Regions from separate parts of the Homo sapiens genome. Here region 2 is linked to region 1. The links are chromatin loops, found by intact Hi-C in ENCODE. Cell type or tissue: OCI-LY7. All regions are shown on one strand. Links, peaks and the distances in the headings refer to the core of each region. The heading gives the core; the rest is flanking DNA. Region 1 holds the start of LINC01708 (long intergenic non-protein coding RNA 1708). Region 2 has its middle 130 kb from the start of SNX7.

What was found. A loop is a pair of places that touch in the nucleus more often than their neighbours do. Peaks named below come from ENCODE experiments on the same cell type or tissue, not always from the same donor. Only the 100,000 strongest peaks of a DNase experiment are listed, where the experiment ranks them.
Region 2: it touches region 1 in a loop (4-fold over the local background); 23 of 110 quality-filtered maps call a loop at or near these places.

What each region holds. Positions count from the first base shown.
Region 1 is chr1:99,473,768-99,489,892 of GRCh38, reverse strand. LINC01708 (long intergenic non-protein coding RNA 1708) reads left to right here and starts at 2,089. Exons shown (of 3, transcript NR_125951.2): 1 at 2,089-2,148; 2 at 9,656-9,779. RefSeq lists a silencer at 1,373-1,573. In OCI-LY7, for the core only: CTCF peaks have their summits at 8,104 and 8,305 (motif pointing right); a DNase peak (open chromatin) is centred at 8,302.
Region 2 is chr1:98,787,179-98,803,303 of GRCh38, reverse strand. No RefSeq gene overlaps it. Among named protein-coding and RNA genes, the nearest start is that of SNX7, 130 kb to the right of the region's middle. In OCI-LY7, for the core only: CTCF peaks have their summits at 8,640 and 8,839 (motif pointing left); a DNase peak (open chromatin) is centred at 8,833.

The DNA of each region.
Region 1 (16,125 bases), core at 4,218-12,217:
ATACCACAAGGATAGTTCTGTGAAAATCATGGCTAGATTGACAGTTCTCAAGTTCAGATATCTCCACTTGAAACTGAAGTAACCAAATATAATAGTTCCTCTGTCAACTCTTGATTATTAGTGTGTAAATTATGCATGGATGGTACATTGACTGCCAAGGGTCAATAGCAACACTTCATCAGGGAGCCCAGATGATTTGCGTTCTGCTGTGTGCCAGCTTGATGCTGAAGGAGATATGAAAAGTTTAATAATGGTCATAGTTCATATTTATTGAGCATTCCCTATATGTCAGGCAATATTCTAAGTGCTTTCATGTTTTCTCTCACTGACTCTTCAAAACAACTCTTTGAAATCTGTGTTATTCTTATCTCCATTTTACAAATTAGAGAAAAGGAAAGTTGCAAAAATCGGCCGAAGCTTGTAATTGCGCTCAGGCTAGCAAACCACAAATGTGCTTTGTGAGAAGGGAAAACATACTTTATGGATTCTTTTATTTTCAAGACATACCTAATTAAAAAATTTAGCCTAATTTGTCCACATTCAAGGGCTTTTGTTTTTCTTAGTGAAACAAAATTTAGTGCTACTAGAAACTAAACTTTATTGGTCAACACTTGTGGAGAAGTCCCAGGAGGTTACTTTGTTTTCTTGACTTGACATTGTGAGTTTGTAAGCAAATAATACTTTTTGTTTTTCCTTTCCTTATCTCCCAAGGTGAGAAATCACAAATAGATTTTTAAAATCCCTCATAGGTATATAGTATGCAGCAGCATGTCTCAAATGTATTCGGCAGTCAACTCCCTCCATCTTTTTGGGGAGAATTTTGTGCAGTAAATGTTTTCCAAAACACACTTTGGTAAATGCTATTGTGTGTTTACTATAAGCATATTTTGCCACCTTTTTGTCTCCCATTCACTAGAGTCTGCATATCATCTTTAAAGTTTTCATAATTTTGAATCCAATGGTCTCTTTTCAGATCATGACTTCCCAACAATTGACATTACAGACAATTTCTGACTCCTCTTGGAATGTTTTCCTTTCTGGGTTTCCAGAATACCATTTCTTTCTGCTCCTTTGTCTTCTCTTTTCAGTTTTCTTTATTAACTTGCCTTTATCTAAATCTTAGATGTTAGTGTACCCCAAGGTTCCATCCTTGACTGTCTTTCTTGTGTCTCAATGTTATATTCCAGTTGCTTCGTTAAACTGCCACACTCATTCTAAATTTATGATACCTTCCCCGACATCTTTAGAAATAATAGATTACTTTTCATTTTCTCTGCTAAATGCACTTTATTTTTCCCTTAGTGAAATGCATACCACCTTGCATATGTCTGCCTCCTAACTAGCCTCTTTTGTCAAGATGTGATAGGCTCTATTGCAGTTAATGCTAGTTATCAGAAAAAAAGTTTACATCTCACTGATGCAAGAATCTGTCGCAGATCTGGGCAACTCTCAAGGACAGCTGTGTGTTCGTCTGTTCAGTGACTCAGGGATCTAGGCAACCTCAAACTTGAGGCTCTACCTTCTCAATACAAGGACTGTTCTTATATTTCCATGGCAGAAGGAGTAGAAAGTGAGTAGGGGCTTCTACTGGCTCAGTGTGGACTACACAGACATATGCTATTCACATTTCATTGAGCAGAACTAATAATAGGGTTTTATCTTTTGACAGTAAGAGTGAAAGTTTAGTTATCCATATGCCCAGGAAAGAAATAACTTTTGTTGAAAAGCTTAACACAGGGATTGTATCATAAATATCTCTATACCCCCAGTACTTGGCACAGGGTTTAACAATAGATGTTCAATAAATGTTTGGTAAATTCAATCTAATCTAGTTTCAACTTGAGTCATTTTACTGATAGAAGAACGGAAGCCCTTCAAAGAAAAGTGACTTTACTCAAATTATTCAGATGTTTACATGGCTAGAGCAAGAATCTAGATCTTTTGCTCTTTTTACTATATCTGATATTCATGGAGGAGTTTGTTCTACAAGAATTGTTATGATTTTGTTGGGTTGTGCATTATTCCCATTAAGGCTACGGGTTTGGTTGTTGGAATGTTTGTTAACTTGCTTTACATTTTTGCTTACAGAGTTAACAGAGATATGGCATGAACATGTATTAGAAAAATGATTCACACACAATAGAAAAAGTAAGTATAGATTATCAACTTGTTGCCAGCAGCATCAATAATTTTTTTTTGGTTACTAAATAGCCCACATAAGTTTGAGCAATATTGTCTCATTTACTACATGTCATTTAGTTGCATAGCAAATGCTTTTACTGACAGAAAATAAAATAAGATTGAAGAAAACCACACAGTATTATCAATTATTACCCATTCTTACTTCTTCTTTCTTTACTGTAGTTTTTGGAAGGGTAATTTAGTGTATTTGCTTAACAATTTTGGGGCCTATTTTCCCATTTTATCCTTACTAAATTTTAAGTAGTAGGTAGGGATTCTCTTAGTGCTGTCTGTGGAAATGTTGCAATTCTATGGCTACTATAATATCTTTTTTGACAACCTTACTTATTTCAGTGCTGGATGGTCTTATTTGCTTTACACCTCAGGGTTCTCCTCAAAACGCCATTGAGGTTCTCTCTTAAGCTGTACCTCTATAGGTAATATTTCACTTGAACATATAAACTTTAATGCAATGTTTCTAAAATAAACTCCTAATCTTCTTCCCTGCTCTCAAGCTTCCTCAAACAAATAAACACACTGGCAGAGACCGTTACCTGTAGCATGTGGCTAATTTCTAGTCAGAGAATATGAACAGAACTTATGGGTATTTCTTCCATGTCTGGCCCATATCATTTTTCTGGCCAATGAACAAACAAATAAGCCAAATACAACAACGAAGATTAAAAAAAAAAAAAAACCCTTCCTAGTTTCCACTTGGCTGGAGAAGACTGTGCCAAGCTTGGAAGCCATATTGTTGAAAGTGGCAGAGCATTTTATCGACTTGAGTTCTTCAGTGACTATGTAGAAAGAGCCCTGTTACTCTCCTAGACTGTTTGGAGAGCAAGAAATAAACTTATTCCATGTTGAGTCATTGTTTGAGTCCATTGTTACCACAGAATACTTTGATACAGAAACCTCAGCTTGTGTACCTGTGAAATGGAAATAATAACTACTTTACTTTGAGAACTAAATGAGATAATATAAACAAAGCACTTATTTTAATGCATGACTCATAAAATATATGATAAATTTTAGTCTATTCCCTTCCTTCCTTCTTCATATAGATATGACAAATACAATCCTTTTAATTCCCTTCAGAAACTTCTGCATCCACTACCCCTCTTTCTTGACACAGAGATAGTGGTTATGAGATTGAAACTCTGTACATCTCCCAATGCTGAATCTATACACAGACATGGATCCAAATTCACATTCTCTTCCCTTACTCCTGTTCCAATACTATTCTTTCTGCTATTTAATATTAGCCAGTATTTATTAAGTGATTAGCATATACCAGGTAATATGCAAAGCCCTGCATGGATTATACAATTAGATCTCATGATGTAGGCATTGTTTTATATCCCCATATTTCAGATTAAAGAATTGGGAGGAGAAAAATTAAGCAGTTTGCTCAAAACGCAAGAATATCTTCAAACTCTCTCATTCTCTTTTCACTTTTTATCTGCATTTAAATGTGCACATATCCCTACAATCTTGAGAAAAACCATTCCATGAAACTTGGCTTCCTTCTTCATTATCTTCATTTTCTGTCTCAACTTCCTCACCTTCACTCTTTAAGCCCTCTGCTCTCACCACTCCAATGAAATGCCTCTATTTTCTAGTAACACATCCAGTGGAGGCTTCCTGGTTTGGATTATCATTCAACCTTTCTGAAATATTTAGTTCTGTACCACTCTCTCTTCCCCAAAACACTAGAGGAGAGTTTGTTACATACCACACTACTTTTCTAGCCACTCTTTCTCCGTCTAACTTTGGGGACTCTTTCTTCTGACAGGTCCTTGAATGCTAGTGTCCTTCAGGGTTCTGTCCCTAAAATTTTCTTTTTTTTTTTACATTAAATATTCTGCTTATAATATCATTTACTCCTACAGTTTCAATTGCTATATATGCTACTAATTCCTAGTTTTTAAAAAAATCTCATCTACACATGTCTTTTGAATTCCATATTCATTTCATCAATTTCAAGTTGAGATCCTAAATTTAGATCCCACATAAGCACCTCAAATGTAACATATCTAAAATTGTACTTATAATCTCTCCCTCTAAAATCTTTCCTTCTAACATTTGTCCCTCTGAGCTCCTCTGTCTCAGGAATTTGTCTATTTGTCCAAATTAGAAATTACACATCATCTTGGGATCTGCTTTTTCATTCATCCCCTAAATGCAATCAAGTTCTAAGTCTTGTTAATTAATGTAAAATTTTATTTCCTAAATATACTTCCTAAATGCATGTGATAGGCTTTTTTTTTCAATCATCATTTACTACCAATTGCCATTATTCATGCCTTCTGTGCATCAGAAGCTGATGCAACATTATTTGCCATTCTCAGAAAATAGCATGCCCTTTCATGCTTTGAGAAATGATGTCTTTTTCTTCCTTTATGGGTTGGAAAACTCTTTCAATAATAACTATATTATCATTACCAGTGTGAATCTTGGGAAGTGTTTCCTGAGGTCAAGCTGGCTGCTCACCTACCCTCCCTCCTATGCTACTATAGAGCTCTGCACTTGGCTCCTTTCTAAATATTTATAAAAAGTTTCTAAGCCTTTGCCTATTCATCTCCCCTTCTAGACTGTGAGAGCCTTGAGAAAGGAAAGCTGGTTTTTATGACAGTGAATTGGATCCTTCCTAATTTAAAAATATATCTGCTAAAGGACCAGTTCACTGAATGGTCATTTGCCAAATGAACAGATTCACCAAATTTACCAGATTTATCAATTCATCCCAAATAGTTGTAATAAAGTGATTAGGATGTTTAAATTTGGTACCCAATGATGAAATATGATTTTCTGGATATTAACTTTTTAAGGTTAAACCCAACCTGAGAACCTGGCCAAAAAAATCTGTAAATGCTAAAGAATCAGTATTTATTTTTAAAATTTCTCAAAGGAAAAGCTGTTTTTCAGTTTTTTTTTTTTTGAGGGGGTTATTTTACATGTAATGAGACTTCTTGTCTACCTCAGATATGGTTTCAGTTATCTCTGAATGTCGTTTCCTATTTTGGTAAACTTTATGCATTTTCCTTATTCTTCTGCAACTTCCTCAAATGGCATACCAGCTTTCCTTTTATATCTCTAGCATTTATAGTTTAAGATGAAATTAAACTTTAATTAGGAGATTGAACTTTAAATTTAAATTCACAGGCACTAAAATAAATCAGAATTTTAAATTGAAGTTTAATGAAAGAAAAATTTTAATTAAATAAAATTTAGAATTAAAATTTAAATTCATTCAAAAGAATCAGAATTAGTTTAAACCATCACATCTCACATGAAACTAAAAATGTGATTTTTATCAAGGAACAATTAAGGTCTCTTGACTTGGTTGGCAGTAATTTGCAAATGATTCTCTATGAAAGCACATAAAAAAAGAAAAAAAAGACCACAATGGACCAAATGAAAAAGATACAAAAAAAATGGATAAAACATAAATAGATTAAAAATACTGTAAATGAAAACAGATGAATGCTAAAAGGTTGGCTCAATAAAAAATGAAATTTTAAAAGGAATAAAAATCAGTATAAATGAGTAATTTCTACATGAAACTTAAAATTTTACTTATGACATATGTACTGTTTTATATTCAGTCATCAAATCAAAATATTTCTCTTAAAATTTATAAGATTATTTTTATTAAGTCACTATGTTTGATGGGTTGGTTTTCAGGAAATAAGCCATGTGGTGAACTGATTTTTAGTGATTTTTCGCTGCTTATTTGCCACCAGCAAATTTCCCAAACTTCCAACTTCTCCAGTTTCCATAATTTCTTCTGTGAAATTGAAGTTTCTCTTCCCCCTGAGATGATCAGCTGTCTTCTTAAGTGATAGCCATTTATTCTTTTTTAACCAAGGTTTCTTAAGCTGCTCTGACTTGACGTTTTCTTCTTTCCTCGACCTGGCCCATACCTGCTTTTAGGTGTCTCAGAAATTCTTCAAATTCAGTGTTTCCAAGACTGAATGTAGGTATATTCTTCTCTTCTGGTCCCTGCTATCTGAACTCTCCAAACTTTAGTTCCTTTTAGCATTCTTTTTTTTTTTTTTTTTTTTTTTTTTTTTTTTTGAGACAGAGTCACGCTCTATTGCCCAGGCTGGAGTGCATTGGTATGATCTCAGTTCATTGCAACCTCTACCTCTGGGTTCAAGAGATTCTCCTGCCTCAGCCTCCAAGTAGCTGGGAGTACAGGCACCTGCCACCACGCCCAGCTAATTTTTCTATTTTTAGTAGATATGGGGTTTCACCATATTGGCCAGGCTGGTCTCAAACTCCTGACCTCAAATGATCCACCCATCTTGGCATCCCAAAGTTCTGGGATTACAGGCGTGAGCCATAGAATTCTCTATTTAGGATATGGCCACCATCCATCCAGTAGCATAAGCCAGAAACAAGGAATCAACCCGTCACTGGTTATTCTAGACGTTTTTCAAATGTCCATTCATTTCCATTACCCTGGTTCTAGTCCAAGTTTTGTTGAAACTCCTATAATAGTCTATTGTCTACATTATGGAATTGGGAACATTACATTTTTAAACTGCAAAGCTTAGAACAAAGGTTGTCACCTAGTAAGCATTCACTACATGTATGAACCAACATTGTATTAGTCTGTTTTCATGCTGCTGATAAAGACATACTGAAGACTGGGCAATTTACAAAGGAAAGAGGTTTAATAGAGAACTCACAGTTCCACGTGTTGGGGAAGCCTCACAATCATGGCAGAAGGGAATGAGGAGCAAGTCACATCTTACATGGATGGCAACAGGCAAAGAGAGAGAGCTTGTGTGGAAAGACTCCCATTTTTAAAACCATCAGATCTCGTGAGACCTAGTCACTATCACGAGAACAGCACAGGAAACACACACTCCTGTGATTCAATTATCTCCCACTGGGTACCTCCCACAACACGTGGGAATCATGGGAACTACAAGATGAAATTTGAGTGGGGACACAGAGCCAAACCATATCAGACATTTAATTAAAGTCGTATATTATTTGGTGTTCTCTTATCCTCATTTAAGATTTTATTTAAAAATATTTAAAATATATTTCTAAAATACAGACTATATTGCCCGACTCTTTGAAAGCTTTCAGTAGTTCCCTATTACTCCTAAAGACCTAAATTCATTATATGACCTAGATGGTTGTGCAAGCTTTGGCTTCTGAACACCTTTCCATGCTCCTGGGACACCTTTCTCCCTCTCTGGGCTCCAGGCACTGACTGTAAGGCCCTGGAATGTGCTCTGCCACTGTTTTGCCCAGAGCTTTGTTTGTATACCTTCTAGTGCACCCCTCCTCCTGCCTATCCCAGCACGCTGTGCCTCTTTTTCCCTCTTGCTTTTCTTCCTTGATTAAAAATAGACTTTATTTTTTAGAGCAGCTTTAGGTTCACAGCATAATTGAGCAGAAACTACAGACAATTCCCATATATTCACAGCCTCTCTCACTCTTTCCTTCATTTTAGCCTCCCACACTAGATCTATTTCTTTTATTAGCTCTAATAAATAAATATATTAATATTTAATATTATTAATAGAATAATAAATATATATAAGAGAACCATATTCTCTTCCTTCACACATTACCTTGAGATTGTAATTTTTTATTGTGATTATCTGTAGCTTGTCTTCTTTTCCTCATAAAGCATAGAATCCATGAGGTCAAGGACTGTACTGACTTTTTTTTCCCTGAGATCTAATCAAGTGCCCATCATATAGAAGGTCTTCAATACACATTCATCATTGTGGTTGAATAACATATGTCATATAATCCTACACAGTTTCTGGGTAAAACATATCTCTATATAATTACCACTACAACACTTTGAAGATCTAAAATAAAAATTAACCATAATTTTGCTGTTTGTTTCTGTCTCAGGCTAATTTAGCATTTCACATTTATAACTATTCTGGTCCAGTAGCTCCTAAAATTTAACCACAGATATTTTATTAAGTATACACATACTGATGGAAGTAAAATTATTCTGTTCTGTGTTAAATGTAATAATTTACTTCTATTTTTACTCTTTCTTATGTCTGTTTTCAAACCTGAAGTGTTTGATTTCCTTCTGCAAAAATTTGCTTATCTTACCTGAGAGGCACATACCACCACAAGGGGGCAGAGATAGACAAATATTCAGTTCTTTGGACTGCATTCTCTATCCTGAGACTATTCTTTGACAGAATACATTTGAGCCATTATTTTTTCCATGAGTCTCTTTTTTCATTTGCCTTTCAATTTGAAATCTATAAGTACTATTATCCTCTTCATACAGTGTATACCTTTTAAAAGATGAAGAGACCTCCACTATATAAATTGTAGGCATTATATAACTTAACTCTTTAGTACATTAAGTAATTTTAGTTATAAGAATGCTATGTTAGATGTTGCAGTAAATTGTTCACTGGTAATTTCATAGCTAGTTTCTACTGTCTTATCTTTAGCCTACACACACATACACACATGTACACACACATATACATAGATACGTTGGTGGGGGAAAAAAGAGATTTTATTTTATTTTTGCATAATCATTCAGGGAATATTTAGGCATTTATGTCATAGAAACTAGAAATTAAACATTTGGAAAGAACAGGATTTTTTAGTATAGTTTTATTATTCTATCCTTTGTGCACTAAATATATATTCATCTTTACTTTGAGTAAGAAAAACACATGCTGAGCTATATGTATCTATCTTAACATAGTTCTCATAAACAGCTTGGGTAGGACTTTATGTCAGCAATCTAATTACATAACTCACCTTGTTTTATTGGTTATTCTGAAATTTAGTTCTCTGTAAATATAGAGCCCATCCAATTTAGAGTTGAATTTTAAGAATGTTAACTTTAACGATAATGAGATAATTTATGTGTGAACAGATGCCTTGGTTAGAAGGAAGTTTAGAGGAGAAAGAGAGCTTTTTATTATAGAAAAACCAATAGCAGAAAGAATGTGACTTTGATTCAGATTGGGAATCACCAAAGATTGGTAACCACATGAGAATTTCACAGACAAATCATCTAAACTTGATGCCGGGCATTCAAGGTCATCCATAGTCTGGGCCCACACATCCTCGCTGGCCCTTTTCTCATATCTCTACCCATCCTGCATTCCATTCACCTGGACCACTTGCCTTTTGGGGAACAAGTCATACTTTTCCATGTTTCTATGTCTTGGCCCTTGCCTGCTTTCCTAATCTGGAATTACACCTCTCCACGTCACCTCCGAGTTTTCCCCCAGGTAATGCAAATAACTGAGCATATTTGTCATACTCTAATTTATTGAGCTCATGGAAAGATATTGCTAATAGACCACAATATTTTCTCCAGTCTCACTAAATGTAGCCTCAGTGTCCTTCTCAGTACAGCTTCTCAGAATAATTCAGATACCTATACCAATTAATTACTGATAGTTTATGAGATATTTGCCATCTTGCTGACTTAGCCCAAATTTGTGTCTAGATAAGTAAGACCAGGATTGGGTGGCTTTGGAGAATGTAATTTCAGCTTGAATATGAAGATGCTTGTAGAACAGTGTTCCTTCCTCTGAACATGGCTACAGAAGAACAAATCAGTTAGTCTGAAGGTAAGAAAATAAAACAACTTAAAATGTCATATAATTTTATTCATCTAAGTCCAACTGAGCTATTATATTAATCCCTAAGCACCATAGAAGAAGGGTCATGTTTATTTTGTTTATCGCCATATCCCCAGTATTTAGCCAAGGGTCTGGTATATATCAGGTACTCAATAATATTTGCTGATTGAATGAACTAATAGTGAATAATGGCAAATATTATATTTCATGCCACACCATCTTCTCCATTAAATGGGGTAGATTTGCACTCTAAGCTGGCGACTGCTCTGGAGAAAGGGTTCCCAGATAAGTAAAAGGGAAAGATTTTTTGAAGGTCAGTACATGACCTTTTGGAGGTACAACAGAAAGATACCAGCAGTAAAAGTTGGGAAACCTGTGAGTGCTTTGTCTACTCTGCTGCACTTCAAAGTATCAAAGAATCATATAATTTAAATAGTTTGGAACAAAGAGAGATTTATTCTGAGTCAATATGGATTCTATTAAATTGGACCTAAAGTATCAGACATTGGCACTATTCTGAGACCCAATCTTTGGGAAGATTTAGTTCACTCTTAAATTTTTGACGGGAAATATTTGAAAATCTTCCAAGGATATTGAATGTGATTTACATTTCTAAAGGTCGGTTAAGTCCCAGGTTAATTCCTCTTATACACTGGTTTCCTAAACTGAGAATAGAAGACTGAAAACTGAAAATTTTATTATTCATATGACCACAGGAAGTATGAACAATTTTTAGTTTAAAAACGTGAGTTGTAGAAGCAGATGGCCTCTGGACCATCTGTCTCATTTTAAAAAATTCAACTTTTATTTTAGATACAGGGGGTACATGTGCAGGTTTGTTATGTTGGTTTATTGCACTCAAGTAGTGAGCATAGTACCCAATAGGTAGTTTTTCAACCCATGCCTCCCTCTGTCTCTCCCCTCTTTAGTAGTCTATAGTGTTTGTTATTCCCATGTTTATGTTCATGTGTGCTCAATGTTTAGCTCCCACTTGTACGTGAGAACATGTAGTATTTGGTTTTCCGTTCCTGCATTAGTTCGCTTAGGATTATGGCCTTTAGCTCCATCCATGGTGCTGCAGAGGAAATGATTTCATTCCTTTTTATGGCTGCATAATATTCCATGGTGTACATGTACCACATTTTCTTTATCCAATCCACCATTGTTGGACACCTAGGTTGATTCTATGTCTTTGCTATTATAAATAGTGCATTGATGAACATAAGAGTGCATGTGTCTTTTTGGCATAATGATCTATTTTCCTTTGGGTATATCTCAGTAATGAGATTGCTGGGTCGAATGGTAGCTCTGTTTTAAGTTCTTTGAGAAATCTCTAAACTGCTTTCCACAATGGCTGAACTAATTTACAATCCCACCAATGGTATAAACATTCCCTTTTCTCTACAAGCTCACTAGCATCTGTTGTTTTTTGACTTCTTGATAATAGACATTTCGACTGGTATGAGATGGTAGCTCATTGTGGTTTTGATTTACACTTCTCTGGCGATTAGTGAGAATGAGCATTTTTTCATACGTTTGTTGGCCACTTGTATATCTTCTTTTGAGTAGTGTCTGTTCATGTCCTTCACTCATTTTTGAAAAATGGGGTTATTTGTTTTTTGTTTAAGTTCCTATAGATTCTGGATCTTAGACTGTTGTTAGATGCATAGTTTGCAAATATTTTCTCCCATTCTGTAGGTTGTCTGTTTACTCTATTGATAGTTTATTTTGCTGTTCAGAATCTCTTAAGTTTAATTGGATTCCACTTGTCAATTTTTGTTTTTATTGCTATTGCTTTTGGTAACTTAGCCAAAAATTATTTGCCAAGACTGATGTTCAGAAGGGTATTTCCTAGGTTTTCTTCTAGGATTTTTATAGTTTGGTGTCTTACACTTAAAACTTTAACCATCTGTAGTTAATTTTTGTATATAGTAAAAGTTAAATGTCCAGTTTCATTCTTCTACATATGACTAGCCAGTTATTTCATCACTATTGAATAATGAGGACTTTTCCCATTGCTTGTTTTTGTTTGCCTTATTAAAGATCAGATGGTTGTAAGTGTATGGCTTTATTTCTAAGTTTTCTATTGTGTTCCACTGGTTTATGTGTCTGTTTTTGTACCAATACCATGCTATTCTGGTTATTATATCATTATAGTGTAGTTTGAAGTCAAGTAGTGTGATGTCTCTGGCTTTGTACATTTTGCTTAGGATTGCTTTGGCTATTGGGGCTTTTTTTTTTGGTTCCATATAGATTTTAGAATAGTTTTTTCTAATTCTATCAGGAATGACATTGGTAATTTGATAAGAATAGTGTTAAATCACTAAATCTCTCTCCAGTGTTGTTTTGTGCAGTATTACCATTTTAATGACATTGATGAGCATGGAATGCTTTTCCATTTATTTGTATCATCTCTGATTTCTTTCAGCAGTGTTTTGTAGTTCTCCTTATAGAGATCTTTCACTTCCTTGGTTAGCTGTATTCCTAGGTATTTCATTTTCTTTGTGGTTATTGTAAATGTGATCATGTTTTTGATTTGACTTTGAACCTGGACATTATTGGTGTATAGATATGTTACATAGATTTTGTACTCTGAAATTGTACTAAAATAATTTACCAGTTCATGTAGCCTTTTGGCAGAATCTTTGGGGTTTTCTAGATATAGAATAATACCATCAATGAAGAGAGATAGTTGACTTTTTCTTTTCCTATTGAATGCCTTTTATTTCTTTCTCTTGCCGATTGCTCTGGCTAGAACTTCCTGTCTCATTTGTTGATACATTAAGGAAAATGTAACTAAATGTTCAGAGAAAAGTAATAGCGTATATTAGCAAATTCCTTAGATTTTGTCTCTTCCAGAGCTGTCAAACAGAACTTTTGCCATGATGACAATATTCTGTATTTGTTTTATCCAATATAATAGCCACTGGCCACACATGGCCACAGGGCACTTGAAATGTGGCTAGTACAATGGAGGAACTGAATTTTTAAATATTACTTAAAATAAATAATTAAAATTTATATTTAAATAGCCACATGTGTCTAGTGGCTACTGTATTAGAGTGCACATCTAGAAGAATATATACTTAATTAAAACTAAAATAATTTTAGAAGTAAAATTAAAAAAAATTAGAATTATAATTTTTGAGATGAGCCATTGATAATGTCAACAAGTAAGACATCAGACTGAAAACAGAAAAAGAAACTGAAGAATTGTAGTATGGGAATTTTAAAAAGCAGCAAGCTTAGCACTTACCATGTGTTAGACCCTATGCTAGACCCATTCACATTTATCATCTCAGTGAATGCTCATAACAACTCTGCAAGTAAATATTTTATCTCCACTTTATAGGCAAGAAGTCAGATATTACAATTTCCTCAGTGAAAAAACTTAAACCCATCTGGTTTCAAAATCCAGACTGTAAAATTTGAGTGAGCAGAAGAAAAATATCCAGATACAATTATGAATGTGCATCTTATGAAGTGAGGTCAGGCCTGGAATGAGTGTCACATCCAAATATTGCTCACGAATTTCTTAAAGTCCTCATTGCTGAGTCTAGGCTTGGTTTCTGATGATGTAACAGTCCTGAAGCTAAAGGTGGGGTCAGGTGGTCCAAATTGGGTAGAAGAAGGTGAGGCTGGGGACCAGCCAACTGAAAGAGAGCACTGATGTTCTGGGTGACCATCGCTCTTGTAGAACATTGCCTCTCAGGTACCTGAGCAACAATTGCTAGCCTTGCTGTTTCCATTAGAGGTGCTGACTTATGACAGCATTCTCAGCTATAATTTTATGGTTGAGTACTTTGACGTTATTTTTCTCTCCAATAATGCTCTGTGACCTGATTTTCTCCTCATTTGTCAGATAGCTTATGTGATGTGGCTTTCACTTGGTAACTGCAATTCAGGGGCATTTCCCTGCAATAATGTGTCAAGAAACAGCTTCTATAACACCAGAAATCATGCTTCCTTATGTTGAGGAGAGTGGAGATGTGCCTCCGTGTGTTGACTGTGTCATTCAATCTAATGCTTCTGGATGCATATGTCTCGCTGAGCACCTAAATAACTTGTATTCTATATCCTTAGAATAAAAGGATATCAGCATTTTTTCCTGCTGGTCTTTGGAGTTTGTGCCGCAAAAGAATGATACTTCGCTACCTCAACTATTAAATGAAGGAGTCTGCTTAAAGAAGGCTGAATATCTTGGTTTAAGAACTTAGCTTTCCCAATGATTGAAATGAATTAGATAGGAATGATGGCCTGGGTATCTATCTTGGGCAAGTCTTGTGTCTTGCTATCCTGGGATTCTTTTACAACTAGAAATACAACACCAGAATTCTTTGATAAAGATTCAAATTCTGAGATGAAGCAACCTGATCCAGGCAGTTTAGGAATGGGGCTAAGGCTCATTTAAAATGGGGCCATGAGCGGTCAGAAGTATCTGTGAAAGCCAAATATGAGTCTGTTGCAAGATGGAGAATACTTTAACAGATTAACGGTCCATGGAATTAGTGGTCTAGGAGGCAGCATCCTAGCCAGGAATAGGATATGAAAAGGATTTCTGAAGTGCAGATAAAATGGTCCCTCAATCTTCAGGGCCAAAGCAGGAGGGGAGCTGGAGAAGGAACACAGAATCAGAAACAAGATTGTTACAAGGTGGTTAGGGAGCAAATTGCTTCAATTGCAGCCCGCTTACATTTGAGCAAATGTGCTTCCTGGAGCCAGGGGCTTGTTCTTAAAAGAGCCAGTTCCATAGGACAGGTAACTTGCTGAAGTCCAGATCGACTTCAGCGCCGGGAGGTATAAATACATTTTGCAAAATCCAAATATTCAAGTTGAAAGAGAGCCCAGTTCCTAGGAAGCGGTGTTTTTTATTTGATATTCTTAAGTATCAACCATATATTAGACAATATGTAGCCTTAGAGAGTCGCATGAAATTTCTGTAAGCACAGCACAATTGCTGGATGTCTCCTGCAAAAATAAGAAGAAATCCAGCCGAAAACCTTTTTCTCTTCCTCTTTCCCCTTTATAAAGAAGGCTAATAGATCTCTCATTTTTCAAAATGTACCTCAGCTTTGGAATGGAGAAGTGGAAATGTTTTTTCTATTCGAAAGGAAGGTTATCTAAACACTGTAGTGTGTGATTCTATTAGAGCTTGCTTGATTTAAACTCTGAGTGTACCTAAAACTCTCAATTCTACTTCACATGTGGTAAAAGGTCAAATACAGTCTTGTTCTACCTTGCAATCAATCATTTACACTCCCTGTCCACCTTATAGGGGAAGACAGACTATTATTAGCCTGTGGAAAAGGCATACTGGGATTCATGTCATATGGAGAGAATATTTATTTTTCTCTTATTTTGCCAAGCCGATGGTGGTGGTGTCTGCAGTACACAGCTGACATGGAGCTAAAGCTAGATGTGGTCATATGATAGGCAGGACAAAAAGCAGAAAGGCTGCTCTTCTGCTGGCCATAAATATCAGGTCAGATTTCTCTTTCTCCTTCTCTATAAAATTCTCTATTCATTTATGCAGGCCTGTCAACACATGCAAAGACATGTAAAACACATTAATAGGATTGTGAGTTAATTCAAATCCAGTCATTCTTTCAATATACATATATGTTGGGCACATTATATGAGCTAGTTCTGCCCACATGAATTGTCTCTAGACATTCATTTGTTTTTTTTTTCCTGCTGTATTTTTCTGTTCCTTCTTAGTTTAAGCAGATAACTTTTGTTTTTTGCTTCAAAGACGTTTGCAGAATGGAAAGTAGAAACTTTTTGAAAGCAACCTTTCTGCTTTTCCAAAAGACTGTACTCACTGCAAATGGAGAAGCAAGAATAGGAGTGTCATCTTCAGGGTCACCAAGGAAGGTTGGAGAGGCTTCAGACTGGGGTGGGGGCAGAGGCTGCTGGGCCCACAAGTAGAATAGCCCTGCCCTGTTTCCTTGGCAGCATCTTTGGGCAATGGCAAACTAGAAGTACATCCAGAGAGGCTGCTCTCAAGCCATGGAATTCCCACTCCCAGTGAACATTCCCAGACCCCAAGCATAGTACAGAGCTGATAGGTGCTAGAAAAGACCATATGAGAATGGAAAATGGGCTTCTCTGAAGTAACCAGTGAGAACCACGAACAGGATGGACCTCTGTAGTGCAGTGCTTTAGGACAGAATAAGACATACCACTCAGATTTTTCATGGCACTAAGCAAATGGGAGAGGTAGAGCCCAGTAATCACTGGGATTAAAACTCTCTCCAGATTGGTGGGATTTAGATTTAAACTGATTAAGCAGGGATTAGATTTAAGTTAATTTAGAAAAAAACCCAACAACATG
Region 2 (16,125 bases), core at 5,381-13,380, 690 kb after region 1:
GAGACCGCACCCACCGTAACTCTCCCTGACTCATCCCAACCCTTTTCATTACCCACAGCTGAAATGCAGGGCTGTGCAGTTGGAATTCTTACACAAGAACCGGGACTGTGCCCTGTAGTCTTTTTATCCAAACAACTTGACCTTACTGTTTTGCCTAGCCCTCAAGTCTGCATGTGGCGGCCGCTGCTGCCCTAATATTTTAGAAGCCCTTAAAATCACAAACTATGTTCAACTCACTCTCTACAGTTCTCGTAACTTCCAAAATCTATTTTCTTCCTCACACCTGACACATAGACTGTCTCCTGGCTCCTTCAGCTGTACTCACTCTTTGTTGAGTCTCCCACAATTACCATTGTTCCTGGCCTGGACTTCAATCCGGCCTCCCACATTATTCCTGATACCACACCTGACCGGCATGACTGTATCTCTCTGATCGACCTGACATTCACCCCATTTCCCCATATTTCCTTCTTTCCTGTTCCTTACCCTGATCACACTTGGTTTACTGATAGCAGTTCCACCAGGCCTAATTGCGACACACCAGCAAAGGTGGGCTATGCTATAGTACAAGCACTAGCCTGCCTCTTAGAACCTCTCATTTCCTTTCCATCGTGGAAATCTGTCCTCAAAGAAATAACTACTCAGTGTTCCATCTGCTATTCTACTACCCCTCAGGGATTATTCAGGCCCCTTCCCTTCCCTACACATCAAGCTCAGGGGTTTGCCCCTGCCCAGGACTGGCAAATTGACTTTACTCAACATGCCCTGAGTCAGGAAACTAAAATACCTCTTGGTCTAGGTAGACACTTTCACTGGATAGGTAGAGGTCTTTCCCACAGGGTCTAAGAAGGCCACCACAGTCATTTCTTCCCTTCTGTCAGACATAATTCCTCAGTTTGGCCTTCCCACCTCTATACAGTCCTATAACAGACTGGCCTTTATTAGTCAAATTACCCAAGCAGTTTCTCAGGCTCTTAGTATTCAGTGAACTAATGGTCTTTTAAAAACACACCTCACCAAGCTCAGCCACCAACTTAAAAAGGACTGGACAATACTTTTACCACTTGCCCTTCTCAGAACTCAGGCCTGTCCTCGGAATGCTACAAGGTACAGCCCATTTGAGCTCCTGTATAGATGCTCCTTTTTATTAGGCCCCAGTCTCATTCCAGACACCAGATCAGCTTGGACTGCACCCTCCTACCCCACCACCAAAAAAAAAAAAAACAAAAAACTTGTCATCCCTACTATCTGCTGTCTAGACATACTCCTATTTATCGTTCTCAACTACTCATTAATGCCCTGCTCTTGTTTACACTGCTGGTTTACACTGTTTCTCCAAGCCATCAGAGCTGATATCTCTTGGTGCTAACCCCAAACTGCTACTCTTAAATCCCTCTTAAAGTAAATAAATAATCTTTGCTGGCAGGGCTATGCTGAACCTCCTTAGGCACTCTCTAGTTGGATATCCTGGGTCCTCCCAATTCTTAGTCCTTTAATACCTGTTTTTCTCCTTGTCTTATTCCGTTCTTTTTTCAATTCATACAAAACCGTATCCAGGCCATCACCAAGAATTCTATACGACAAATGTTTCTTCTAACAACCCCACAATATCACCCCTTACCACAAAATCTTCCTGCAGCTTAATCTCTCCCACTCTAGGTTCCCACGCCACCCCTAATCCCACTCGAAGCAGCCCTGAGAAACATCGCCCATTATCTCTCCATACCACCCCCAAAAATTTTTGCCACCCCAACACTTCAACACTATTATGTTTTATTTTTCTTATTAATATAAGAAGACAGGAATGTCAGGCCTCTGAGCCCAAGCTAAGCCATCATATCCCCTGTGACCTGCACTATACATCCAGATGGCCTGAAGTAACTGAAGAATCACAAAAGAAGTGATATTTAAATAGCCTGTTCCTGCCTTAACTGATGATATTCCACCACAAAAGAAGTGAAAATGGCCAGTCCTTGCCTTAACTGATGACATTACCTTGTGAAATTCCTTCTCCTGGCTCTTCCTGGCTCTAAAAGCTCCCCCACTGAGCACCTTGTGACCCCCACTCCTGCCTGCCAGAGAACAACCCCCCTTTTTCCTTCACCTACCCAAATCTTATAAAATGGCCCCACCCCTATCTCCCTTTGCTGACTCTCTCTTCGGACTCAGCCCGCCTGCACCCAGGAGATTAAAAGCTTTATGGCTCATGCAAAGCCTGTTTGGTGGTCTCTTCACATGGACATGAGTGAAAACAAGGAGAACTACAAAACACTGCTAACAGAAATCACAGATAACACAAACAAATGGAAAAACATTCCATGCTTATGAATTGAAAGAATCAATATTATTAAAGTGGCCATACTGCCCAAAGCAATCTACAGATTCAATATACTTCCCATCAAACTACCAATGTCATTTTTCACAGAACTAGAAAAAACTTTTCAAAAATTCATGTGGAACCACAAAAGAGCCTGAATAGCTGAAGCAATGCTAAGAAAACAAACAAACAAACAAACAAAAAAAACAAGAGGCATCACATTACCCAACTTCAAACTATACTACAAGGCTACAGTAACCAAAATAGCATGGTACTGGTACAAAAGCAGACCCATAGACCAGCAGAACAGAATAGAGAACCCAGAGATAAAGCTGAACACCTAAAGCCATCTGATCTTGATAAAGTTGACAAAAACAAGTAATGGGGAAAGGACACTATTGAATAAATGGCATAGCTGACTGTCCATATGCAGAAGAATGAAACTGAACCCTTGCCTTTAACCACATACAAAAATTAACTCAAGATGGATTAAAAATTTAAATGTAAGCCATCAAACTGTAAGAATCCTAGAAAGAAACCTAGGAAACACCATTCTGGACACCAACTTTGAGAAAGAAATTAAGACCAAGTCCTCAAAAACAATTACAATATAAACAAAAACTGACAAGTCAGACCTAATGAAACTAAAGAGCTTCTGCACAGCAAAAGAAACTCTCAACAGAGTAAAAGACAATCTAGAGAATGGTAGAAGATATTCACAGGCTGCACATCTGGCAAAGGTCTAGTACCCAGAATCTATACGGAATTTAATTGAATAAGTAGAAAACAAATAACCCCATTAAAAAAATGAGCAAAATACTTGTGGAACCATGTATTTTGTCGAAACAAGACATACAAGCAGCCAGCAAACTTATGAAAATGTGCTCAACATCACTAATCATCAGAGTAATGCAAATCAAAACCATAATGAGATACCATCTCACACCAATCAGAACAGCTATTATTAAAAAGTCAAAAAATAACAGATGCTGGTAAGATTGCAGAGAACAGGGGACACTTATACACTGCTGGTGAGAATGTAAATTAGTTCAACCACTGTGGAAAGCAGTTTGGGGATTTCTTAATGAACTTAAAACAGAACTATCATTTGACCCAGCAATGCCATTACTAGGGGTATATCAAAAAGAAAAAAAAAATCATTCTACCAAAAAGACACATGCACTCACATGTTCACCACAATACTATTCACAATAGCAAAAACAGGAGATCAACCTAGGTGCCCATCAATGGTGGACTGGATAAAGAAAATGTGGTACATGTATACCATGGAATACTATGAAGCCATAAAAAGGATGAAATCATGTCTTTTGCAGCAAAATGGATGGAGCTGGAGGCCATTATCCTAAGTGAATTAATGCAGCAACAGAAAACCAAATACTACATGTTCTCACTTACAAGAGGGAACTCAACATTGGGTACTCATGGCCATAGAGATGGCAACAATAGAAACTGGGGACTACCAGAGGGAGGAAGAAGGGGAGCAAGGTTTGAAAAAGTAACTATTAGGTGCTATGCTCAGAACCTGGGTGATGTGAACATTTGTAACACAAACCTCAGCATCTGTCAGTAACCCAGGTAACAAACCTGCACATGCACCCCCTGAATATAAAATAAAAGTTCAAAAAAAAAGGAGATGGTCAACCAGTATCTTGGGGAAAAAAAAAAAAAAAAAGCTCAACACCGCTAATCATCAGGGAAATGCAATCTATAATAAAGCGTTATCTCACCCCAGTTAGGATGGCTACTATCAAAAAGACAAAAAATAAATGCTGGTGAGGATGGAGAGAAAGAGGAATGCTTGTACACTGCTGGTGAGACTGTAAATTAGTACACCCATTAAGGAAAACAGTACGGAGTTTCCTCAAAAATCTAAAAATAAAATTACCATATGCTCCAGCAATCCCACTACTGGATATGTATCCAAAAGAAAGGAAGTTAGTTTGGGGAGGCCGAGGCGGGCAGATCATGAGGTCAGGAGATCAAGACCACCCTGGCCAACATGATGAAGCCCCATCTCTACTAAGAAAACAAAATTAGCTGGGTGTGGTGGCACGCACCTGTAATCCCAGCTATTTGGGAGGCTGAGGCAGGAGAATCGCTTGAATCTGGGAGGCAGGGTTGCAGTGAGTCGAGATCACGCCACTGCACTCCAGCCTAGACTCTGTCAAAAAAAAAAAAGGAAGTTAGTACATCAACAAGATATCTACACTCACATGGCTCTTACACCACAATTCACAACAGCTAAAATATGGAGTCAACCTATGTGTACAACAACAGATGAATGAATACAGAAAAGTATTCTACAATGGAATATTATTCAGCCATACAAATAATGAAATCCTGTCATTTGTAACAACATGGATGCCACTAGAGGTGGCACATTAAGTGAAATAAGCCAGGCACAGAAAGACAAGAGAACATTTCATGTTCTTGCTTATATGTGGGGACTAAAAAAAAATGGATCTCACGGAAGGAGAGAGTAGAATGGTGGTCCCCAGAGTCTGGGAAGGGAAGAGGGAAGGGATAAAAAGAAGTTGGTTAAGGGTACAAAAATTCAGTTAGATTGAAGGAATACATTCTAGTATTTGACAGAACAACAGGGATATTGCAGTTAACAATAATTTATTGAATATTTCAAAATAGCTGGAGGAGAAGAATTATAATGCTTCCAACATAAAGAAAAGATAAATGTTTGAGGTAACAGATATCCCAATTATTCTGATTTGATGACTACATGTTTTGTACATGTATCAAAATATCACATGTACCCCCAAAATATGTACAACTATGGTAAATCAATAAAAATACAAAAAAGGAAAGATTGGTCATCACAGAAAAGGAAAGACAATTAACTTTGAATATGTTTCATTTATGTTCAATGTTATCTAGTTATCCCCTCTCCAAAGAAACAGAAAGGGAGCTCAGGTCATTTAAACAAGGGCAAGACTCATGTATTTGTAACTCAATACATCAATACTCAATACATTTGATACTCAATACATCAAAAGTAGTTTATTTGAAAGCTCTGCTTACTGTTAATCTAAGCAACAAAAGTTACCCTTCAGCCTTCAATTAACATAAAAAATAAATCTGTGTTTGAATGCCTTTGAATGGATTATAAATCATGCTATATTTTCTCATTAAATACGGTTTTTGGGGCATTACGTACCAGAAAGCAAAAAGCCCCATATTATCATATGCCACTAGGAAAAAAGTTCCCCAATTCACAAAACCTCTTCTAAGACAAAGTCTATATTCAGGAAACCACAAAGAACTTAAAAGTCAGTGCTTTCATTTTTCATCCTTCAGAGTAGCATAGGATTTTCTTCTGAGTGGTGAAGGACTTGCCTATTCCCTAGTTGATATGCTTAGAGAACAATAAAACAGACACACACAAAAATAAGAAAAATATATGTGACAGAATTTAATATTTCAAAAAGTATTACAGTAGTTATCAACACATTGATGGACTTTGCCACGTGTATTTTAACAATGACTACCATTCTCACTTTGAATTACCTTGAATTACCTTTTAATTGCCTGAAGGCTCAGAGCCTTCAGATCGCACTCAGATCCTAAACAGTGAGGAAAACAGAGCCTCATTTCCTCATTTGTAAAGGGAATGTATTTTTGACACACTTGGGGTTGGGTGCGCAGCCTACCACATCTTCTCAACCCCTCTCCTTCCCCTACCCATGAGTTACCCTTAAAGAACTTTAACTCATGGCCCCATGCCTTGTTCAACCTGATCCACACAGGGCATTTTACTTTCTCTGCTCTCCACTCCCGTCCCATTTATTCCCAGAAACTTTTAATTGGAATACAGAGATTCCAGTAACTAGCTGTAGATGCTAGAAGTAGCAAATACATAAAATAAAATTTCTGTCTGTGATCACATCCCTTAAAAACAGATAAAAGGATCTTCACCAACTTTAGAGGATATGTTAGAGATGATGAGTCAACACTTATGGAATGTGACATAGCAAAACGAACCTTGTCGAGTTCAGTGTTGCTAACATTTTCACTTAATTTCCCCTTCATTTGTTATCCAGGATTAACTCTCAGCATCTCTATCACTAGACATATTAGTAGCCTATTTCTTATCAAAGCAGAGACAGCTCATCTAACTTCATAACAGAATATCTTGTACTCCATACCAGAGTCACATCTAGACATATGGATAAATTGGACTAGCTAGTAATTCCATGCACATCTAAACCACTATCTCCAAAATATCCATCCAACAATTATTTATTAAAATAGAGAGAAAGTGTCTTTTTATACTTCTTTCATTGTATTTAAGATAACTAAGATAGTCACATGCACTGCATTTAATGTAATATTCTAACTTAATTTGGAATATTCTTTTCTTTTGTAGTTTTCTTTATTCATAGTTTATATGCATGAATATAGAAGTACCTTATAAGAATATATTACAAAGTTCTGTTCAAAGTACCATTGAAAGCTCTTTTCTAGTGTCTTTTATGTCAGCAAAATGTTTTTACCTTCTCGGTAGTTCTTTCTCTCTTTTTAGTTTCTTTTGCAATATTCTAAATCAGAAAACATCTTGGCAGGTATATTAGAGCATTTAAAGTTTAGGGGTAAAATTTCCAGTTCTCACTAAACAGCACTATCACATGCATTTTTCAATTTCAGCTCTAACTGCTGACTTCAGGCAGCTGTCAACTGGCTGTTCTCAGAGTGATTGTCACCTGTTGGAAAAATTCTCAACAGAGATCCATCACAGGTGGCAAGGAATGCTTTGTTTTGTTTTAATTTTCACTCCAAAGTGCACTTCAATTTGGCAGAAGCCAAACTATGAAAGAGGCCAGCTACAAAAGGAATTACATGTAGAAACCTGAATTAAATGGCACCATGTCTTCAAGGGCTGTAGTTGTTTTAGAGTCCCTTATACGTTGATACACCAAATGTCTTCCTACTTGGCCCTGACCATCGGCTCCTTGCCCTTTTCCAACCATAATGGTCCACGGATTTCCATCCTAGCCTGACAGCCCCCTAATGTTTGACTTTCTTGAGAATCTAAACAATGTATTCAGTTCTTGTTTACTGTTCCCATCAGCAATGAAAATACCAAAGCATCAGTGATCAATACAACTGGCACCAGCTTATATTTCCTTACTTAATGGCTGGTAGATTTTGAGGTTGGATCTAGTGGCATGGAAAGTAATGGAAATAAAAATGGACAAAGGAGAAAACATCTATCCCAAAGGAAGGAAGAGAAAGGATTAAATTAAGAAGCCAGGTGAAAATTTATGTGAACCCCTTGGCCCCTCAACCCCCATCTTCCTCAGCAATCTGGCTCATTTTTTGAGTGCCTACCATGTGCCAGGCACTGTGCTTTACCCAAATAAGAGTATTTTAAAATGCAATGCTATAAATTAGATATTATTAGTCCCTTTTTAAGGATGAGGAAACTAATGTTGAGAGGTTCTTTCTCACAATATCACATTTAACAGGTCTTCAAATCCAGGCATGTTAGCTAAAATGTGAGACATCTAAGAATAAGAAAATGAACACTGTATATTCTGATCCAACAGTCTGTAATCTTAAAGTGACCGAGGTAGAGATGATCAGAATCAAAGTTGTAATTAGTTCAGGGGAAATGGGAAGACCTACTTGTCTTATAAAAAAATTTTCTATAGCCAATGATGTCTGAAATTTTGAAGTAAAGTATAATAGAGAGAACAGAAGATTTTTTTTAAGTAAATAAAGTATTGGGAGTAAGGAATAATAATACTAGAAAACATTTATTGAGTACTACCATGCACGAGATACTATTGAAAACATAGTTCCAAGAGTCATTTCATTGTAATCCTAACAACTACGTAACTAAGTTATTATTGTTTTATTCATATAAAGATTACGAAAACTGAGATCTAACAAGATTAAATAACCTTCCCAAGGTCACAGAGTTACTAAGTGTCCAAACCAGGACTCCAACTCAGAACTGTATGCCTCTAGAATCTGTGCTTCAAAGTACTAGGCTAAACTACATCTGTAAGGGAACTGATGATCCTAGCATAGGTGATCAAGTCATCATCTACCTTAGCTGGAATCCAAGCTCTACAGAAGAGGATTCCCCAAGATAAAGTGAACACCTAAGCATCAGATCACTATATATATATATAAATTTAATGAGGCAGTACTAACAGTGTAGCTAAGTTCTTTACCTGGATTATCTTATTTCTTGCTCACAACAACCTAAGGGATAGGTACTAATACTAACTTTGTTTCAAAGTTGAGGAAACTGAGACTTAGGAAAATTTGCTATTTTGCAGGACTTGAAACCTAGACCCTAGGAACCATCACTCTTAACCACTATATGCTCCTTCAAGTCATATCTTTATGGGCTGAGATCTAAATCCATCTTTTATAGTACTGACTCCGTAGTACCCTACTACAGTAAAATCTTTTGCTCTTACATCTGGACCAGTCTTGCCTGTTGAGTAGTGGATGGAGTAGCCTCCAGCTCCTCCTAGTGGCTAGAATGGCCACTAACATTTACTAAAGAGTTGAGTACTGTGAATCATTGCAAACCAGGAACCACCAGCTTACGGGTTTGTCCAAAGGCCTGACAGCCATTAAACACCTGCAATCAAATTTATCCCAAACCTCGGAGGCCTCATTAAATGTCTGACATCTGGTATGCACCAGGGTACTTTAGCAACTGGGGAAGAGCAACATGCAGATTAAAATGATAAAATTACCCCCAAATTAGTTCAGCAGATGTGGAGTGGAGACACCAGGAGTTTTGTTTTTCAGTTTCTTCCTTGCATTCCACAACAATAAATATCAATGCTTGTTATCTCAGCTAATTACACAGTTTTTCAGCAGTAAAGAAACTCCATTTTCCTTTCCTTTCTGACACATAGCATTTAGATGCATCCTCTCTAATGACCCGCTTCCTTGTCTTTTAAGAATGGAGTACTACTGCATCCAGCTAGTAATTCAAAACTGAAAGTTGCTCCATCCTTCAACACTTATTCTTTTTAGGGTTAATTTTTAAATCATACCCTAATTTACAGGAATTTACAGTCTTTAAAAAAGTAGCTATTTTCAGACCTGTTTACTAGACCACAATCTGAAACATCAGTCAAAAACAGCTTGAACTGACTGCATCCTTCTCTGGAACAGAACATCTAGCAGCAGAACATCCTATTGTAGCTGGCCCATCTACCCCATAATTAAGGTTGCATTGCAGCCCTGCTCCAAACTTATTTCTGCAGGAGAACAGCTAAGATCCGTTAGATAAGATGTCAGAATATGTGCTACTGGAATTGCATCCAATCTGTTGGTTAACATTACCAGAGCCAATTTAGTGTTGAATTTAAATCACGGAAATGTTGGTGATATGGCAACATATATTCACAAAAGCTTTAGTAAAGTCAATAATGACTGCCTTGCTCTCTGAGGCTCCACTTGAGAATCCTCTTCATAAGACCCGGTCAAAGCTCAGTGAGGGAAATATATTGCTGTTAAATTAAAAAAAAGACTTATGATGTTCATCAACTCAATATTGCACACTTAAAAGTCATAAAAACCAGCTTTTTGAATCACAGGGGATTTTTAACCATAAGTTCATTTTTTTGCAATTATTCATACAAACAGATGATGTAATGTGCATTTTAAAAACAAGAAATCAACTTTAGGAATTAAGTGGGTCAAGGATAAGAACAGTGTGACTCAAAGAACTCAATGCCTCCTTTCAGATTAAAGTGAGAAACTCTAAAAACGAGAACAATATCGGGGAAAATCTTGATTTTTTTTCTTTCTAAAGCAAGTTTCATGGAAACAAAAAAACAGCAAGTGTTTTCAGAGGCTGCTATGTTTATATTATATAACCATATCTTGCTAATATATCTTTATGTGTTTATCCTTCAAAAGTAAACGAATTAAACAGACCCAAGGAATTCCTCAAATCTAAAACCAAAGAATACAATAGGAGACTAACAAAGATTTGCAGAGAACCTACTATATGCAAAGCACTGTTTTGCTGTGAGCTGCATAGTGATATAGAAAATTTGGCACAAACTGTTTGTCCCCAATGTCTACTTTATAAAAAATTCTTTCCTCTAAAACGTGATCCCTTCTACTGTCCCTTAGCTGACAGCCTCATGCCATCACAAAGCCTTCCAGCCTTAAGATCTAGAGTCCATTTTTGAAGCAGCACAGTGCTACCAAGGAGAGGCAGATAAAACGGATGGACCCCATCTCAGCATGCTAGGCACACAACTCCCCCCTCCCCAGATTTTATGAAATCACCTCAGAAACCCTCACATATAATACTCAGATAAGTTAGTCTTTCCTTTTAGCTCCCTGTCTTGAGAAATGTTTTAAGAATCCAGCCCCATCCAAATGCTCTTTGTTTTCTCCCAAACACAGAACCTGTGAATGAGTGTGATTTTAAGTCAATAGAGACATACATAATTTATAAGAGGGTTTTTTTGAAAAAAATCATGCATTTCCAAACACAGTTGTTAAGGCTATAGCAAGTAATAAAAATGCAGAGAGCATCTTGCAGGAGAGACAGGCTTTGGGAACCCCCTACTGGCTTAGCCAGAGGAAAACGACCCCATTGGTTCACTTAGCAACAGCTGTGGGATCCAGATTACAAATTCCTCCCAAGGCAGTATGAATATGAGCTTGAAATATTCATCTCTCTTCCCAATACAAACTTGCTGATGCATTGCTGCCTCAATATTTCTATAAACCAAAACACCCCACCCTCAGAGCAGAGCTAGTTGAATCCTAAATTCTTAGGACATAAAGTATGCAATGCTCAGAAGGCACATATGAAAAGATTTTCCTTTGGAATCTCAAAATCAGTTGGCAGTTGGTAGCAAGACCAAACACAGAGATAAAGTCAAAGATCCTATCACTATTTTTGGTTTTTGAATCTCAAAAAGTAAACATATTTGTGGTGGGATTAATAGTTTTCAGTGGGGAGCCATCTCCAGTAAAATGCAGGCACATTATTACACAATTTAGAGAATATCTTATGTGTGTGTGTGTGTGTGTGTGTGTTTAAATAAACAGCACCATCGAATTGGATGAAAACACACAGACTATATAACAGCCAAATTCACAGTGACTGGAAAATGTCAAATATGGGTGAAGGTAAAACTCTTAACTGAAGCAGGAAATCTCCGTGACCCCTTTGTGGGCAGGAACTGGAGTACACGGGCGCTGGACCTAGCTGGGTGCTTCAGTGGCAGCAGGGACAAACTCCACTCACATGAACTCACTGCATTCTACCCCTCACAAGAGGGGGCGCACAGGTGAGCAGGTGCAGGATCCAGGGCAAGCACTTTTGGGTGCCAGCAGGAATGAATTCCGTATTGCCCCCACAGCAGCGTCTAGGGGGATGCCTGGGACTCTTGAAGCCCCAGAAGGAGTGTTACAGAAGGAGTGTTACACTCAGTGCTTGTTTAGCTTGCCATCTGCAGTTGGCTTAAGTGTTAACAGCTCAGTGGAGGGTCAGTGTGACAGCCTTTTGCACCTGCACTGGAGTTCTTGTCCAGTGTCCAAGAGGAATGATGTTGCAGGAACAAATTGGAGATGGAAATGGGGGGGGGCGATGGTTTATTGCCAATCAAAGTGGCTCTCAGCAGGAAGAGGAGATGAAAAGGGGATGCAGTGGGGAGGTAATCTTCTCCTGGAGTCCAGCCCTACTCAGAGGGACTACTTTCCAAAGCTACACCATCAAGCTATCCCTCTGAAGTCAAGCCTCTTCTCTCTGACATCCAACCACAGTCTCTGACATTCAATTGCTTCCCCTCTCCTCCTCTTTCTGCTGGAGAGCCCGGGGTTTTTAATGGGCACAGGATAGGGGACAGGGCGGGCCACGGGTGGTTTTGGAAAAGGCATTATTGAAGCAGGAAAGCAGGAATGTATGTTCTCATTTTGGGCCGCGGTTCCAGGCTTGAGGGTGGGGCCCTCACTGGGGACCCACTCTCTTCTGCCAAGAATTTCCCTGCCTCCTGTTCCTATCAGAACTACTGGCCTCACCTGAGATTATGATGAAAGTGAAGTGTGAGTTTGATAACAGTCCATATTTTTATTCTAATTTCAGTTCAAGTATTGGTTATGATCCATTTTCCTGATATTACATTGAGTGTCAGAAATACAAGGATGAAAGACAAATGTCCTGCCCTCAGGACATAGTCCAATGGGAGACTCCCATAGTCTGATGGGAGAGACATATTAGGTTGGTGCAAAAGTATTGCAAAAAGTAAAACCAATTACTTTTGCACCAACTTAACACATGTAAATATGCAACCACCCAAAGCATAATTTATGCCATAACGGTATCTTGGTATGTTGCATTGTAAGTGCTCAGTAGATAATAATGAATTCTTATGCTAGAAAGAGACATTTTTAGGTTACAGATATGCTTAAGAAAATAATTCCAACTCAGAGAAACTTTCCCAAGAAAGCAGCTTTATTCAAAAGATGAATACTGCAATATTATTTATAATAGTGGAACATTTAAAACTATGTAAACATACAGCAACAGGAGATTGGTAATAAATTATGGTATGTCTAAATGATTGAATTTATAATGGCTATTAAAATCAATATTTAGTACAAAAATTTCTTCTTTAATATCAAGTGAAAAAAGCAAGATACACAGTTTTACATAGTATTATTATAACATGTACTTACGTACAAAAATGTAGGTAAGTTATGGCAAATATTAATAATAGTTATAACTATATAATAGACCTATAAATATTTTTTCTTTTTCAGTATTTTTTTTAAATTTTACTTTAAGTTCCAGGATACATGTGCAGAACTTGCAGGTTTGTTACATAGGTATATGTGTGCCATGGTGGTTTGCTACACCTATTGACCTGTCCTCTATGTTCCCTTTCTTCACCCTCCACCCACCAACAGGCCCTGGTGTGTGTTGTTCCCCACCCTGTGTCCACATGTTATCACTGTTCATCTCCCACTTATGAGTGAGAACATGCAGTATTTGGTTTTCTGTTCCTGTGTTAGTTTGTTGAGGATGATGGCTTCCAGCTTCATCCAAGTCCCTGCAAAGGACATGATCTCATTCCTTCTTATGGCTGCACAGTATTCCGTAATGTTTATGTACCACATTTTCTTTATCCAGTCTGTCATTGATGGGCATTTGGGTTGGTTCCATGTCTTTGCTATTTGAATAGTGCTGCAATAAACACATGTGTGCATGTGTCTTCATAGTAGAATGAATTATATTCCTTTGGGTATATACTCAGTAATGGGATTGCTGGGTCAAATGATATTTTTGGTTCTAGATCCTTGATCTAGAACCAAAACCATACCATCTTCCACAATGGTTGAACTAATTTACATTCCCACCAACAGTGTAAAAGCGCTCCTATTTATCCAAGCCTCACCAGCATCTATTGTTTCTTGACTTTTTAATAATCACCATCTGACTGGCAAGAGATGGTATCTCATTGTGGTTTTGATTTGCATTTCTCTAATAATCAGAGATGTTGAGTTTTTTTTCATATGTTTCTTGGCCACATAAATGTCTTATTTTGAGAAGTGTCTGTTTGTATCCTTTGTCCACTTTTTCATGGTTTTTTTTTTTTTTTTTGTAAATTTGTTTAAGTTCCTTGTAAGTACTGGATATTCAACATTTGTCAGATGGGTAGATTGCAAAAATTTTCTTCCATTATGTAGGTTGCCTGTTCACTATGATAATATTTTCTTTTGCTATACAGAAGCTTTTTAGTTTAATTAGATCTCATTTGTCAATTTCAGCTTTTGTCGCAATTGCTTTTGGCGTTTTCGTCATGAAATTTTGTCCATGCCTATGTCCTGAATGGTATTGCCTAGATTTTCTTCTAGGGTTTTTATGGTTTTGGGTTTTACATTTAAGTCTTTAATTCATCTTGAGTTAATTTTTGTATAAGGCATAAAGAAGAGGTCCAGTTGCAGTTTTCTGCATATGGCTAGCGAGTTTTCCCAGCACCATTTACTGAATAGGAAATCCTTTCCCCATTGCTTGTTTTTGTCAGGTTTGTCGAGGATCAGATGGTAGTAGATGTGTGGTGTTATTTCTGAGGTCTCTATTCTGTTCCCTTGGTCTGTATGTCTGTTTTGGTACCAGTAGTAAGCTGTTTGGGTTACTGTAGACTTAGTATAGTTTGAAGTCAGGTAGTGTGATGCCTCCAGCTTTGTCTTTTTGCTTAGGATTTTCTTGGCTATACGAGGTTTTCTTTCATTCCCTATGAAATTTAAAGTAGATTTCTAATTCTGTGAAGAAAGTCATTGGTAGCTTGATGGGAATAGCATTGAATCCATAAGTTACTTTGGTCAGTATGGCCATTTTCATGATATTGATTCTTCTTATCCATGAGGATGAAATATTTTTCCATTTGCTTGTGTCCTCTCTTATTTCCTTGAGCAGTGGTTTGTATTTCTCCTTGAAGAGGTCATTCACATCTCTAGTTAGCTGTATTCCAAGGTATTTTATTCTCTTTGTAGCAATTGTGAATGGGAGTTCATTCATGATTTCACTCTCTGCTTGTCTATTGTTGGCATAAAGGAATGCTTGTGATTTTTGCACATTCATTTTGTATCCTGAGACTTTGCTGAAGTTGCTTATCAGTTGAAGGAATTTTTGGGCTGAGATCATGGGGTTTTCTAAATATACAATCATGTCGTCTGCAAACAGAGACAATTTGACTTCCTCTCTTCCTATTTGAATATGTTTATTTCTTTCTCTTGCCTGATAGCCCTGGCCAGAACTTCCAATACTATGTTGAATAGGAGTGGTGAGAGGAGGCATCCTTTTCTTGTACCAGTTTTCAAAGGGAATGCTTTCAGCTTTTGCCCATTCAGTATGATATTGGCTGTGGGTTTGTCATAAATAGCTCTTATTATTTTGAGATATGTTCCATCAGTACCTAGTTTATTGAGAGTTTTTACCGTGCAAGGATGTGGAACTTTATCAAAGGCCTTTTCTCCATCTATGAGATAGTCATGTAATTTTTGCCTAGTTCTGTTTATGTGATGGATTACATTTAATGATTTGCATATGTTGAGCCAGCCTTGCCTCCCAGGGATGAAGCTGCCTTGATCGTGGTGGATAAGTTTTTTGATGTTCTGCTGGATATGGTTTGCCAGTATTTTTTTTTAGGATTTTCACACTGATGTTCATCAGGGATATTGGTCTGAAGTTTTCTTTTTTGTGTGTGTCTCTTTCCAGTTTTGGTATCAGGATGATGCAGCTCTCATAAAATTAGTTAGGGAGGAGTCCCTTCTTTTCAATTGTTTGGAATATTTTCTGAAGGAATGATACCAGCTCTTCTTTATATTTCTGGTAGAATTCAGCTGTGAATCCTTCTGGTCCTGGGGTTTTTATGGTTGGTAGGCTATTAATTGCAGCCCCAATTTAAGAACTTGTTATTGGTCTACTCAGGGATTCGACTTCTTCCTGGTTTAGTCTTGGGAGAGTGTATGTTTCCAGGAATTTATCCATTTCTTCTAGATTTTCTAGTTTATTTGCACAGAGGTGTTTATGGTATTCTCTGATGGTAGTTTGTATTTCTGTGGGGTCCGTGGTGATACCTCATTTATTATTTTTTGTTGTGTCTATCTGATTCTTCCCTCTTTTCTTCTTTATTAGTCTAGCTAGTGGTCTATTTTGTTAATTTTTTTCAAAAAACCAGCCCCTGAATTCATTGATTTTTTAAAGAGTTTTTCATGGCTCTATCTCCTTCAATTCTTCTCTGACCTTAATTATTTCTTATCTTCTCCTAGCTTTT